Regions from separate parts of the Homo sapiens genome. Here region 1 is linked to region 2. Evidence: chromatin contacts called from ENCODE Hi-C or POLR2A ChIA-PET data. All regions are on one chromosome and are shown on one strand. The core of a region is the stretch at or near the end of the contact, and the rest is flanking DNA. Distances in the headings are between cores, read along the strand shown. Region 1 overlaps LOC105369912 (a long non-coding RNA gene). Region 2 overlaps LOC105369911 (a long non-coding RNA gene).

Region 1 (6,409 bases), core at 2,026-4,525, 97 kb after region 2:
AATGTGAAAGGAAATACAATGTGGCATCCAGGCAGAAACTTTAAGAGCCAATGTATCACCAAGGCAATCCTAAGCCAAAAGAACAAAGCTGGAGGCATCACACTACCTGACTTCAAACTATACTACAAGGCTACAGTAACCAAAACAGCATGGTACTGGTACCAAAACAGAGATATAGATCAATGGAACAGAACAGAGCCCTCAGAAATAATGCCACATATCTACAACTATCTGATCTTTGACAAACCTGAGAAAAACAAGCAATGGGGAAAGGATTCCCTATTTAATAAATGGTGCTGGGAAAACTGGCTAGCCATATGTAGAAAGCTGAAACTGGATCCCTTCCTTACACCTTATACAAAAATCAATTCAAGATGGATTAAAGACTTAAACGTTAGACCTAAAACCATAAAAACCCTAGAAGAAAACCTAGGCTTTACCATTCAGGACATAGGCACGGGCAAGGACCTCATGTCCAAAACACCAAAAGCAATGGCAACAAAAGACAAAATTGACAAATGGGATCTAATTAAACTAAAGAGCTTCTGCACAGCAAAAGAAACTACCATCAGAGTGAACAGGCAACCTACAAAATGGGAGAAAATTTTCGCAACCTACTCATCTGACAAAGGGCTAATATCCAGAATCTACAATGAACTCAAACAAATTTACAAGAAAAAAACAAACAACCCCATCAAAAAGTGGGCAAAGGACATGAACAGACATTTCTCAAAAGAAGACATTTATGCAGCCAAAAAACACATGAAAAAATGCTCATCATCACTGGCCATCAGAGAAATGCAAATCAAAACCACAATGAGATACCATCTCACACCAGTTAGAATGGCAATCATTAAAAAGTCAGGAAACAACAGGTGCTGGAAAGGATGTGGAGAAATAGGAACACTTTTATGCTGTTGGTGGGACTGTAAACTAGTTCAACCATTGTGGAAGTCAGCGTGGCGATTCCTCAGGGATCTAGAACTAGAAATACCATTTGACCCAGCCATCCCATTACTGGGTATATACCCAAAGGACTATAAATCATGCTGCTATAAAGACACATGCACACGTATGTTTATTGCGGCACTATTCACAATAGCAAAGACTTGGAACCAACCCAAATGTCCAACAATGATAGACTGGATTAAGAAAATTTGGCACATACACACCATGGAATACTATGCAGCCATAAAAAATGATGAGTTCATGTCCTTTGTAGGGACATGGATGAAATTGGAAATCATCATTCTCAGTAAACTATCGCAAGAACAAAAAACCAAACACTGCATATTCTCACTCATAGGTGGGAATTGAACAATGAGATCACATGGACACAGGAAGGGGAATATCACACTCTGGGGACTGTGGTGGGGTGGGGGGAGGGGGGAGGGATAGCACTGGGAGATATACCTAATGCTAGATGATGAGTTAGTGGGTGCAGCGCACCAGCATGGCACGTGTATACATATGTAACTAACCTGCACAATGTGCACACGTACCCTAAAACTTAAAGTATAATTAAAAAAAAAAAAAAGAGCCAATGTATAATTTTTTTTCCCATGGTCAGTTTTTCTTCTACCTGGGTCCTGGAGTGAGAACATTATGTCACAGAGCCGATCCCTAACTGATCTGCAATTGACACATAGAGTGGGCAAGAAATTAAAAATTGTTTTATGTCACTGAGATTTTGGGGTTATTTGTTACTACAGCTTAACCCAGACCATTCTGGCTGATAGGCCACAATGGGACACTAAACAGTTCACGAAAATTACATAGTAGAAAAATGTCAGATGATAAAGGACAGATACAGGTTATATATTCAGTAAAAATTGCAAGTTTTAAACAAGTATTGGTTAATCATTGAAAAATACATATGAAATGGAGTTTCCTGGGATAGACTGGATCTTTAGAATTCTGAAGCTGAAAATAATTCAATGAAAAAACGTGTCTTTGGTAAGTGTCCATCAACATACGGATAAGCAAAATATGGCGTATACATGCAATAGAACATTATTCAGTCTTAGAAAAGAAAATCTGACATGCTACAACATATGAGGACATTATGTTAAGTGAAATAAACCAGTCACAAAAAGATAAATGTTGTATAATTCCACTTATATGAGGTATAAGTGTAGTCAAAACCACATAGACAGAAAGTAGAATGATGCATGCCAGGGACTGGAGGAGACGGAAATGGAGAGTTGGTGTTTAATGAGTATAGAGTTTCAGTTTTACAAGATGTGAAGAGGAAAACAAATCATTCCCTTTTCCTGGGCTTGGGAGAGGGCTTTGGGTCTCTCCTGCATGAAATGGAGAAGCCTGATGATTCCTGGTGTTGAAGAGTAAGCTCACCCTGGCCTCAGAGATGTCAGTTGGTGGTTGGGTGGGAGCCAGCCTCAACCTATGATTCTAAGATTAGTGTGGGGGCTGAGGCCCTTGGTCCCCTAAAGGTTTGTTGTAAGATCACTAACATGAAGCAGATTGATGAATAGGAGAAAAGGCACACACATTTATTTCACATGTATACATGGGAGGCTTCAGAATGAAGACCCAAAGAAACAAGGAAAATTGTCCATTTTTATGCTTAGGTTCAACAAGGTATGGACAGCCACGTAGAAATATGATTGGACAAAAAGGGTCTGATCTACTGTGAATAGACTGAGCAGGGAGACTCCACAAGGCCTGTCTGTTCAGGTTCTTCTTGGTCTCCCTGTGTAGCTTTCCTTCCTTCTGGGTATGGGGACTTTTACCCTCTCTGGAATGGGGGCTCTCTGCAATGGGTGTCTTCTGACCTACAGTCAAACAAGGTAGGTCAGATCATTTATTTCTGGCCCGTTTTTGTATGGAATATTTTTAGGTGTTTTGGCTGGCTTTCAGGAAAAGGGGTTCTGGTTTCTATGCCTCGCCTTGGGGGAAGAGGGATTCTAGTTTTTATGGCTAGGCTTGGGTTGCAGGGGAGGGCGGGAGAAGATCAGAGAAAAACTTTTGCTTCCGTGGCTGCTCTGAGGCCTTCATTTTGGTGTACAGTTTTTTCAGCCCCAGCATTAGCCATTTGGTCTGGGAGCTGGAGGGCCTGTGTTGCCGTTTAGAGGGAAGAGCCAAGGAAAGAGTGTGTCCCTTCCCAAGGCTCTCATGGATGTATGAGGACCAGTCAACAGCGAAGGGTGGCTGACTGTGACAGAGCCAGCAAGAGAGGATTCAGTCACAGAGAAAAAAATGCAGGCCCCCAGCCAGGGTCCTCCCGCAAAGTATGACAATTCAGAACTACTGGGGATGATACAGACAACATTCAGCCTCCAGTGTGTGTTCCTGTCTCTCCCTCTAGAGGACAGTTCTCGCTCTCAAAGTGCGCTCGGTGTGTCGTGTCGCCATGGTAAAAAGGCAGGAGACAGCAAACGCTTGATCCGAGCTGCACCATGCCTCGTTTTCACTCTCCCTGAAGACAAAAGAAGGTGGCAAGTAAGGAAAGCTCACCCCAGGGAGTTTTCTCGGAGAACACAAGCGGTCCCAACAGGGTAAAGGAGAAAATAATTATCTGGAAAGGTTGCAATTAATAGTATCAGGTTTAACCTTTGTGCTAATATGGGAATCTAAGGCACTAAGTCATCGCCTAAGACCTAGTGCTCTCTGTACGACAAAGCTTTAGTCTTATAATGTGGAAGTCAGTGCTTATTACATCCAATGCCTGAGTTCCCAGCGGACAGAGTTCCTTCTCAGGCAGCCGGCCAAGGACACCAGAAATTAAGCAGGGGTCTGTGGCTCTGCCGTCTAGCTATGACCAAATTTAAATTTGTGCTTTTTGCCTTGCCTGCCAGTGAACCTGCTGCTAGACTGAGATGTAAATGCCATTTCTGGTGTACATTAAGAAAATGTGAAACAATTAGCTCAAAGCCGTGGTTATGGAGCAAAAATATTAAAAATATAAGTTAGAAAATCCTTGTGACAATGTTCATGTGAATGGTGAGGGTAGGGAGTCCATTGCATATATGTGTGTGCATGTGTGGAGGAGTACGTGTGTTGAATAAATATGCATAAAGAGTGCATCAGCAGTAGATCCAAGAACTTATGTATGGGGGTGGGTGTGGAAATCCACATTTTAGTAACATTTTTTCCTTCTTCACAGTCAAGTGACGTTTCTTCAAACATCTGTTCTGTGAGCAAAGTAGGGAGGGACGTACATCAGTGTTAAGTGCTTGGGAGAGGAATTCTGGAGGAACACTACCCACTTAATTTAGCTCAGCTCTATGAAAGATTGCAGGGTTTGGGACTATTTCTAGCCACATCTGAGAGTCTGTGAAAAGTGGAAGTAAAGTCATTAAGCGGAATGGGCATTTATACATTTGGTAATTTGTCTTGAGTCAGAAAGTCTAGACACTCCCCTGGGAATGGGGGGAATGTGGGCCATGGTTATGACCTTCAGGACTCTGGAAACAGGAATGACAAAGACCTGGAAGGTCCTGAGGCAAATGGGCTCAATAGATCTTTTTTTTTATTTGAAACAGAGTGCAGTGGCACAATCTTGGCTCACTGCACTCTCCGCCTCCCAGATTCAAGCGATTCAGCTACCTCCTGAGTAGCTGGGATTACAGGCACACACCACCACGCCTGGCTAGTTTTGTATTTTTAGTAGAGACGGGGTTTCACCATGTTGCCCAGGCTGGTCTCGAACTCCCAGGCTCAGGCTAACCACGTGCCTCGGCCTCCCAAAGTGCTAGGATTACAGGCGTGAGCCACCACACCCACCTTCTTGGTGAAGGCACATAAAGCAAAATGAAAGCCCACTGGTCTGGTGTTCAGACACAAGCCAGGCCTCACCCGACTTGGAGACAGGCAGCCCCAGCCAGCAAGAGAGTTACAGACCTCAGCTAGATCTGGGGACCACCAGTTTCCTACCAGGGCAACCTGAGAATGTACTCTCTCTGTGCCGCAACTCTTTCCCCTCTCAAATAGGCACAACCATTGTAACAACCAGAAGAGCTAACATGGATGAAGAACTTCCCGCGTACCAGGCACCATAATAAATGCTAGATCCATGTACTCTTCTTGATAATCCTACAATGTAGTATTATTATATTTCATTGATTCTAAGATGTTCTTTTTTTTATATTTTAACATTCTCTGTTATCAGGATGAATAATTGATAAGAAAGCCTGTAAGTCATGGTTAAATTTTTTTTTAAGAGACAGGGTCTTGCTATGTTTTCCAGTCTGGTTTTAAACTCCTGGCCTCAAGTGATTCTGCTGCTTCAGCTTCCCAAAATGCTGGGATTACAGGCATAAGTCACCGCACCCAGCCAGTCATGATTAAATTTATACTTTTAAATCTTTTTTAGTGATATATAAATTGATGATGTGTTAGATTCAGTGAGGAAACTGAGGCAGAGATTTGAAAACTGAGGCACAGGTGGGCTGAATAACTCGCCTAAGTTCACACAGTTAGAAAGTGGTAGAATGAGAGTTTGACTCAATGCTGTTTCTAGAGTTGACTTTCTTCTAAGGTGCTAGACTTCCTGGTCCCTCCACTTACCAGCTGTGTGATCTCAGGCAAATTCCTAACCTCCCTGTGCCTCTGGGATTTTTTCATCTGTGAAATGGTGATAATAATATTAGCAACGGCTTCATAGGATTGTTGTGGAGGTTAAACAAGTTTACATATGTAAAGTTCTGAAAATAGTGCCCGACATATGGCAAGTATTCAATAAACTTTAGCTACAATTACTTTTTCTTCTTCTAAAGAGAAAACCAGCATCACTTGTTACGTATAGAAGACAACTGGAAAAAAGAGGGTTGTAACTAGCAAAAGGAGAATAAGTTCATCTCTGTGTCCCTAAAATCGTCTTGGCCCCAGGACAGGTATGCTTACCATATTTTGGGAAATGGCTTTTTGTTCTATCTCTCAAAAATTGAGAGATCAAGTGAAAGCGAGATGGGGGAAAGTGGCTGAGAGGGAGTGGCTGTGAGAGGTGAGGAGGGAAGGACAAACAGAAGGACAAGGTAGGGCAGCAGATCTGGGGCTGCCCTGGGTTTGCTTCAGAAGGTGGGAACAGCATGGTGCTTATGCTGGGGTGGCCATAGCAGTTGGAAGGAGCTATACTGACTGGAATGAAAAAGAGTTTCAATCTGCAGGTTGCAATTCATTAGTAAGTTATGGGATGAACTTGGTGGGTCACAATCAGTATCTTTAAAACTATAGGAGCAGAGGCCAGGTGTGATAGCTCACACCTTTAATCCCAGCACTTTGGGAGGCCAAGGCGGGCCTGATCATCTGAGGTCAGGAGTTTGAAAATAGCCTGGCCAACATGGTGAAACCCCATCTCTACTAAAAATATTTTTAAAAATCAGCCAGGAGTGGTGGTACACACCTGTAATCCCAGCTACTTGGGAGGCTGAGGCACCAGAATCGCTTG
Region 2 (6,243 bases), core at 3,461-5,960:
AAAAAGACCTGCCCTAACAAAAGTAGGAGCCCTGGGGCCTGAGCCAGCTTCCTCTTCCTCACCCCATACATACTCAGCCCGGGCCTCCGAGCCTTCTTGCAACACTTTTGAAAACCGATAGTTTAGTCCATACCTTCCAGGATGGTGGGAAGTACATAAATTTGAAAGCATGGAATTATAGTCAAATTCCCCTGGGTTTAACTCTAGCCAGGCTGTTTATTAGCTGTGTGTATTTTGGATAGGTTATTTAAGTTTTCTGAGCCTCAGATTTATCATCTGTAGAATGGGGAGGGAGTACAGAATTGCTGTGAAGGTTTAAAGAGAAAAAATAACTAAAATATTGAGCACTGTGCTCAGCATTGAGTATATTCTCAGTACATGGGAATTATTGTTATCAATTGCTGAACATTTAGATATTTCTAGACAAGCTGGAAATCTGGATTTTAATAGATGGGCTAGAAATTGGGATTTTTATAAGAATCTCCCAATTTTTAAATGTTGGCAAGTAATTTTAAAAAATGAAAAACATTGTTTGAGCTCAATAAGACACGCTCCCGCAGTCAGTTTGGGACCTCTGTCCGTGCAGGAAGGAGGTTAGATCTGGAGGGGAAGGGCAGGAGCCCAGAGCTTGGGTCCCTGGGCAGGACTTGTGGGTTTCAGTCATGGGTGGAGACTGGCCCTGCCATCCTGCTGTAAATGCAACCAATTCTCAACCAGAAAATTTTTCAATCTACCTATAGCCTGCTTCCAGTTGTCCCACCTTACTGAACCAAACCAATGTTTTCTTTTGTTGTTGTTGCTTGTTTTTTCTTTCTTTCTTTTTTTTTTTTTGAGACAGAGTCTCCCTCTGTCACCCAGGCTAGAGTGCAGTGGCACTATTTGGCTCACTGCAGCCTCCACCTCCTGTGATTCTCATGCTTCAGCCTCCCAAGTAATTGGGACTACAGGCACGTGCCACACCTGACTAATTTTTTGGTATTCTTAGTAGAGATGGGGTTTTGCCCTGTTAGCCAGGCTGGTCTCAAACTCCTGGCCTCAAGTGATCCATCTGCCTCAGCCTCCCAAAGTGCTGGGATTACAGGCATGAGCCACCACGCCTAGCCCAATGTATTTCTTAAATGTATTTGATTGAAGTCTCATGTCTCTGTAAAATGTATAAAACCAAGCTGCAGCCTGACCACCTTGGGCACATGTTCTCAGGATCTCCTGAGGGCTGTGTCACAGGCCTCTCTCATATTTGGCTCAGAATAAATCTTTTCAATGGCGTGTGTGGTGGCTCACGCCTGGAATCCCAGCACTTTGGGAGGCCGAGACAGGCAGATTGCTTGAGGCCAGGAGTTCGAGACCAGCCTGGCCAACGTGGCAACCCCATCTCTACTAAAAACACAAAAATTAGCCGGGCATGGTGGCACATACCTGTAATCCCAGCTACTTGAGAGGCTGAAGCACAAGAATCACTTGAACCCTGGAGGCAGAGGTTGCAGTGAGCCGAGATTGTGTCACTGCACTCCAGCCTGGGTGACAGAGCGACACTCCGTGTCAAAAAAAGGGAATAAATCTCTTCAAATATTTTACAGAGTTTGATTCTTTTTGTTTACTCTGGGATGGGGACTGGGGTATGCAGGGAGGTGTGCATGTACACACTTATGTGTGTGTGTGATGGAAGGGGTTAACACCCAGCTGTTTGCAGACCACACTAGGTGCTATGCACGTATTACTTCATGGTCAATCTATTATTATCCCCATTTTAAGACTGAGAAAACTGAGGCTCAGAGAGGTTGGAGAACAGGCTGAGGTTCAGTAAGCTGTCATAGCTGAGCTGAGACTTGAATGCCGGTCAGATTTCAGAATCTGGGCTCCTCGCACTTCTCACCACACTGCCTGTCCCTTACTCCCCCCGACCTCCTTGTCCTCTCTCCTGCCACTTCTTCCCTTCCCTTTCCAAGAATATCCTGTTTTACCCACTACTGTAATTACCAGTATTATGGTTATACTTTCTGTTATCCATTTCAAGGATGTCATAGATTATGGTTTATCAAATGCTCCCATGAACAAGATCTCATTTGGTCCCAACAAACCCTGTGAGATAGACAGGTGAGTATTAAGCCCACTTTGCAAAGGAGAACAGAGCTCAGAGAGGTGGGAGATATACGTTGTGCACAAAGACCCCTGCTCTTCTGTCTCCAAATCCAGGGCTTCTTTGCTCACGCTGCTTTACCGAGCTCCTTCAAGGAGGCCCTGCAAAGCCAAAGTCAAGTGTGTGCTGATCGGCAGGTACACCCAATGTCTGTGAAACTGGATCTTGATTTTAAATTTCAATATTTTGATATTTTGTTCATCCTGGATTTTTGACACCAATTTTCACTTAAAAATATTGCATTAAAATATTATTTGATTATTGCGTTTATTTGGTGCCCCTAAATTTTGCACCACAGGCAGTGCCCCCACTGATCTCACCCCGATCCCAGCCCTGCGCCTGTCTGTACCAGTGTAAGGATTACGTTGTGATTGCAACTGTGACGTAAGCATGTGAGAGCGTTTTACCACAGTGCCGAGTCTGCCTGCCTTTTCTGACCCTTCTTTGTTCCTTTGTTTGGTTCGGAGTGTCACTCCCCTAATCTCCCTTCAAGGAACCCTGTCTGACTGGAATGATCTAGTAGGAGTGGGTGGGCACGTTGGGTGCCAGGACAGTGATGCCTGGCCTTGGAAGGGGGGCCCTTGCTGTTAGCTGGTGGGCGCTCTCAGTGCTTTGGGCAAGTGAACATAATGAAGCCTTGTTTCTGGAAGGGATCATTCGGGAATAAACTTTCATGGATACCTTCTTGCTCACCCCATCTGCTCTCCCGTGCTCCCCCTCCAGCCCTGTTGGCCACTAGGGAAATAGAAGGAACAGCTTGATCAAGGTTTTTCCTAGAAAAGCCTTTCCATGGGCCCATTATGGAAAACGAAGCTGTTTTTGTTTTCCTTGATTAATCACAGTGTCTTGTTTCCCAAAGCAAATGTGGCCTTGGCTCTTCCGAAAGAACACAGGCTGTGCTGTAAAGAAGGGCTGCAGCCGCCTGGTGCTTGACAAGGTCCCCAAGACGGGAAGGGACACATGTAGCCCTGTCCTCCAGGACTCGGCTCTTCCTTTTTTACCTTCCAGGGAGCTCAGGTTACCAGTTTCCTTTGTGTTTTTCTGCCAGTGTGAACAGGAGAAATATTAGCCTTTAGAGATTTCTTTACAGTTCCTTGAAAGCTGGAGGGGTGAAATCAGCCAGAGAATTATATAACAGCAAAGCTCATTTAAAGCAACAGTGTCTTTCTATAGGGCTGTGGTGGTTCCTTACCAGTTTTTGTTACTAACTATAAAGAAAAGGATGCTAATTTTGTGAATAAAATAGAGGGGCATTCCCTTCCCTCATTACTTTCTGTTTGTTCATTGGACGGACACAATTCCTAGGGTGTTGATTTAAAAAAAAAAAATTGAAGCCTCTTTCAAGGAAGACTAGGGGAAATCATGTACATTAACCTCAGGCAGACACGGCATACTTATTCTTGTTAGAAGTCAGAAGAAAAAAAATAAAGAGAAAAGCTTTCTAAAGCATTTGTTTGTTTTAATTTAAGAGTCACGGGGAATTTTATAAATACTCGGCTAAATTCTTCAAAGGGAGCCATGTTCTTTAAATTTAAGCACTAGGCTGGGCGCAGTGGCTCATGCCTGTAATCCCAACACTTTGGGAGGCTGAGATGGGCCGATCACCTGAGGTCAGGAGTTCAGGACCAGCCTGGCCAACATGATGAAATCCTGTCTCTACTAACAATACAAAAATTAGCCAGGCGCGGTAGCATGTGCCTGTAATCCGAGCTACTCTGGAGGCTGAGGCAGGAGAATCACCTGAACCTGGGAGGCAGAGGTAGCAGTGAACCACACCACTGCACTCCAGCCTGGGCGACAGAGCAAGACTCCATCTCAAAAAAGAAAAAAAAAAAAATAAGCACTAGATCATCTATTCCTACGTTGTTTGACCTAGAGCTTAAATACATCTCAAAGTGCACCACACACATTAGCTCAGCTGATCGCCATACTCCCTTGATTTGACCTTCTCTTTCTTCTCATTTTAGAGATGAGGAAACTGAGGCCAAAGGATTCTGTTACTTGCCTGGCTTCACAGCTCACCTGGAGATTCTGAACTGGCATCTTCCTCTCTCTGCCATCACCCCAGACCCTACCCTCTTTCCTCTACACCAGTGGTTCTCAATCAAGGGCGATTTTGCCTTCCAGGGGACATTTGACAATGTCTGGAGGCGTTTTTGGTTGTCACAATTCTGTGTATGTGTGTGGGTGGGCGGGGGGCAGGGGATTATGTTGGCATCTAGTGAGTAGATAACAGAGATGCTGCTAAACCTACAATGCTCAGATGGCCCCTAACAAAGAAGTATGTTGTCCAAAATGTCAATGGTGCAGAGGGTGAGAAGCCCTGGTCTATACAGAGCTCAGCAGTCCAGAGCAATTGCAACCTCTGGGAGTTGCCAAGAGCTCCTCTGCCCAGCAACAGGCTTGGCCTCTCTCCTGTGGCTGCCACAAGAGTTAAAGCCACTGTCTGGAATGCCCTTTGGCAGTGGCCAAGTGTCCCCTGCAGAACTGACTGCGGGACATGCGGTGCATCAGCCGGAGCTGATGTGTTTTGTAATTTATAGTCACAGGGCGCCTGTCTTCATTTAGCAGTAGGCCTGCTGGCAGCTTCCCTGCCAGGGAGGAAGCAAGTTCCACAGAGGCCCACAGCCCCCGCCAGCTGCCGGCCCGTGGTATTTGGGGACGGCTGTTGCTCAGAGACACCTGGGAATAGGCCGGGGCCGAGATGGCGCTGAGCACTCGGTCTCCCCTTCAGACCCATCCATCAGCAGCGGTCCCTGCCAGAAGATGGCCTATTGAACATTTCCAGAAATAGCACAGCCAAGCCCGTCAACTGCTTTCTTGGAAATACATTCAATAAGGATGGCGGTCCTCCAGCAGGGAGAGCAGAAAGCCTGGCCTGGATCAGTCTGCTGAGAAACAGCAATGCCTGGCTACAGGCCATGTCGGTGCCTTGGGAAAGGGGAGCGGTTCTCATGGGACTTCCCAAGCCCTGCAGCCTCTGAAGTCACTTCAAAATGTTCTCAGTATGGAGGGAGAGAGTCACACCTTGCAGAAGGCCTTAGGCCCTGCCGACTTCTTCTAACTCAGTGACCTGCACATCTTGCTGTGTTCGTTCAGACACCCCGCAGACAGGAAGGCGATTCAGGCTTGGAGGCAAGGTATTAACTGTCAGCAGAGAGAGACCTCTGCATCATCTGGGGAACGTTTATTGCAGTCCCTCCTCTTGTGAGCTTCACTCCCAAGTAGAACCAAAGGAGCATCAGCAGGGGGAGTATTTTCTTCCCCAATCCTTCGGTCATTCCTGAGGTACAGGAAATACAAGGCAAAGATGTCATATTGAAAGAAAAGCTTATAATTTCTACTCCTCCCCTCCCCACTTCCCACAGAATTAACTTTCCCTTAACTTCCCTAACAGGGGCCTGACATTGCGGTTTGAATTCAGCCACCCTGGGAATCTGCACCCTGAGCTTTCTCCAATTTCTGGGATGGCACAGTGATGGCAGGGCTTAAGAGTGCCTCAAGAAGGCCAGCTGCCTTTAAAAACAAGCTCCTGGAAGATGTAGGTGTCACATAAAAGCAAGAGACCAAAAACTCTCTGCAATTTGGGGTGTTCAGGAAATGTTGATTGATCACATTTTTTAAATTATAAGAGACTGCTGGACATGGTGGCTCACTCCTGTAATCCCAGCACTTCAGGAGGCCCAAGTGAGAGGATTGCTTGAGCCCAAAAGTTCAAGACCAGCCTGGGCAACATGGCAAAACCTCACCTCTACAAAAAATCTAAAAATTAGCCAGGTGTGGTGGTGCACACCTATAATCCCAGCTACTTGGGAGGCTGTGTGGGAGGATTCCTTGAGCCCAGGAGACTGAGGCTGCAGTGAGCCATGATAGTGCCACTGCACTCCAGCCTGGGTTTACAGCAAGACCCTGTCTCAAAAAAAAAGTGTAAGACAGTTACCAGGTTCATCATAAAAAATTCGTGGGACCTGGTTTTATTTGCAAGAGCCACTGACTCTCAGGACAAACAAGATTTGAAGCCCACACTGAGCTATAGGTGGAGGCAGGGCTGTGAGAATACAATACAGGATGCCCAGTTAAATTTAAATTTCAGGTAAGCAATAATA

Evidence for each region. Hi-C counts contacts between places; a loop is a spot of excess contacts on that map. ChIA-PET counts read pairs that join two places held with the same protein, here RNA polymerase II (POLR2A). Pooled maps may share reads with other maps.
Region 1: a loop to region 2 is called in a pooled map of heart right ventricle, with 6 times the contacts of the local background. The contact joins two enhancer-like sites. A Hi-C loop is called at or near these places in 6 of 50 pooled maps. POLR2A ChIA-PET finds 5 or more read pairs at or near these places in 3 of 52 experiments (AG04450, HEK293 and Panc1).

What each region holds. Positions count from the first base shown.
Region 1 is chr12:93,987,921-93,994,329 of GRCh38, forward strand. The region is part of intron 2 of LOC105369912 (a long non-coding RNA gene); the gene reads right to left. Among named protein-coding and RNA genes, the nearest start is that of PLXNC1, 160 kb to the right of the region's middle. Within about 2 kb of position 3,276, at least 6 of the 41 ENCODE cell types and tissues checked have a DNase peak (open chromatin) inside an H3K27ac peak, as active enhancers do.
Region 2 is chr12:93,889,946-93,896,188 of GRCh38, forward strand. It overlaps LOC105369911 (a long non-coding RNA gene), which reads right to left. Exons shown (of 3, transcript NR_135017.1): 3 at 5,020-5,420. It also overlaps a transcript of CRADD not described here. Among named protein-coding and RNA genes, the nearest start is that of CRADD-AS1, 160 kb to the left of the region's middle. Within about 2 kb of position 4,711, at least 21 of the 41 ENCODE cell types and tissues checked have a DNase peak (open chromatin) inside an H3K27ac peak, as active enhancers do.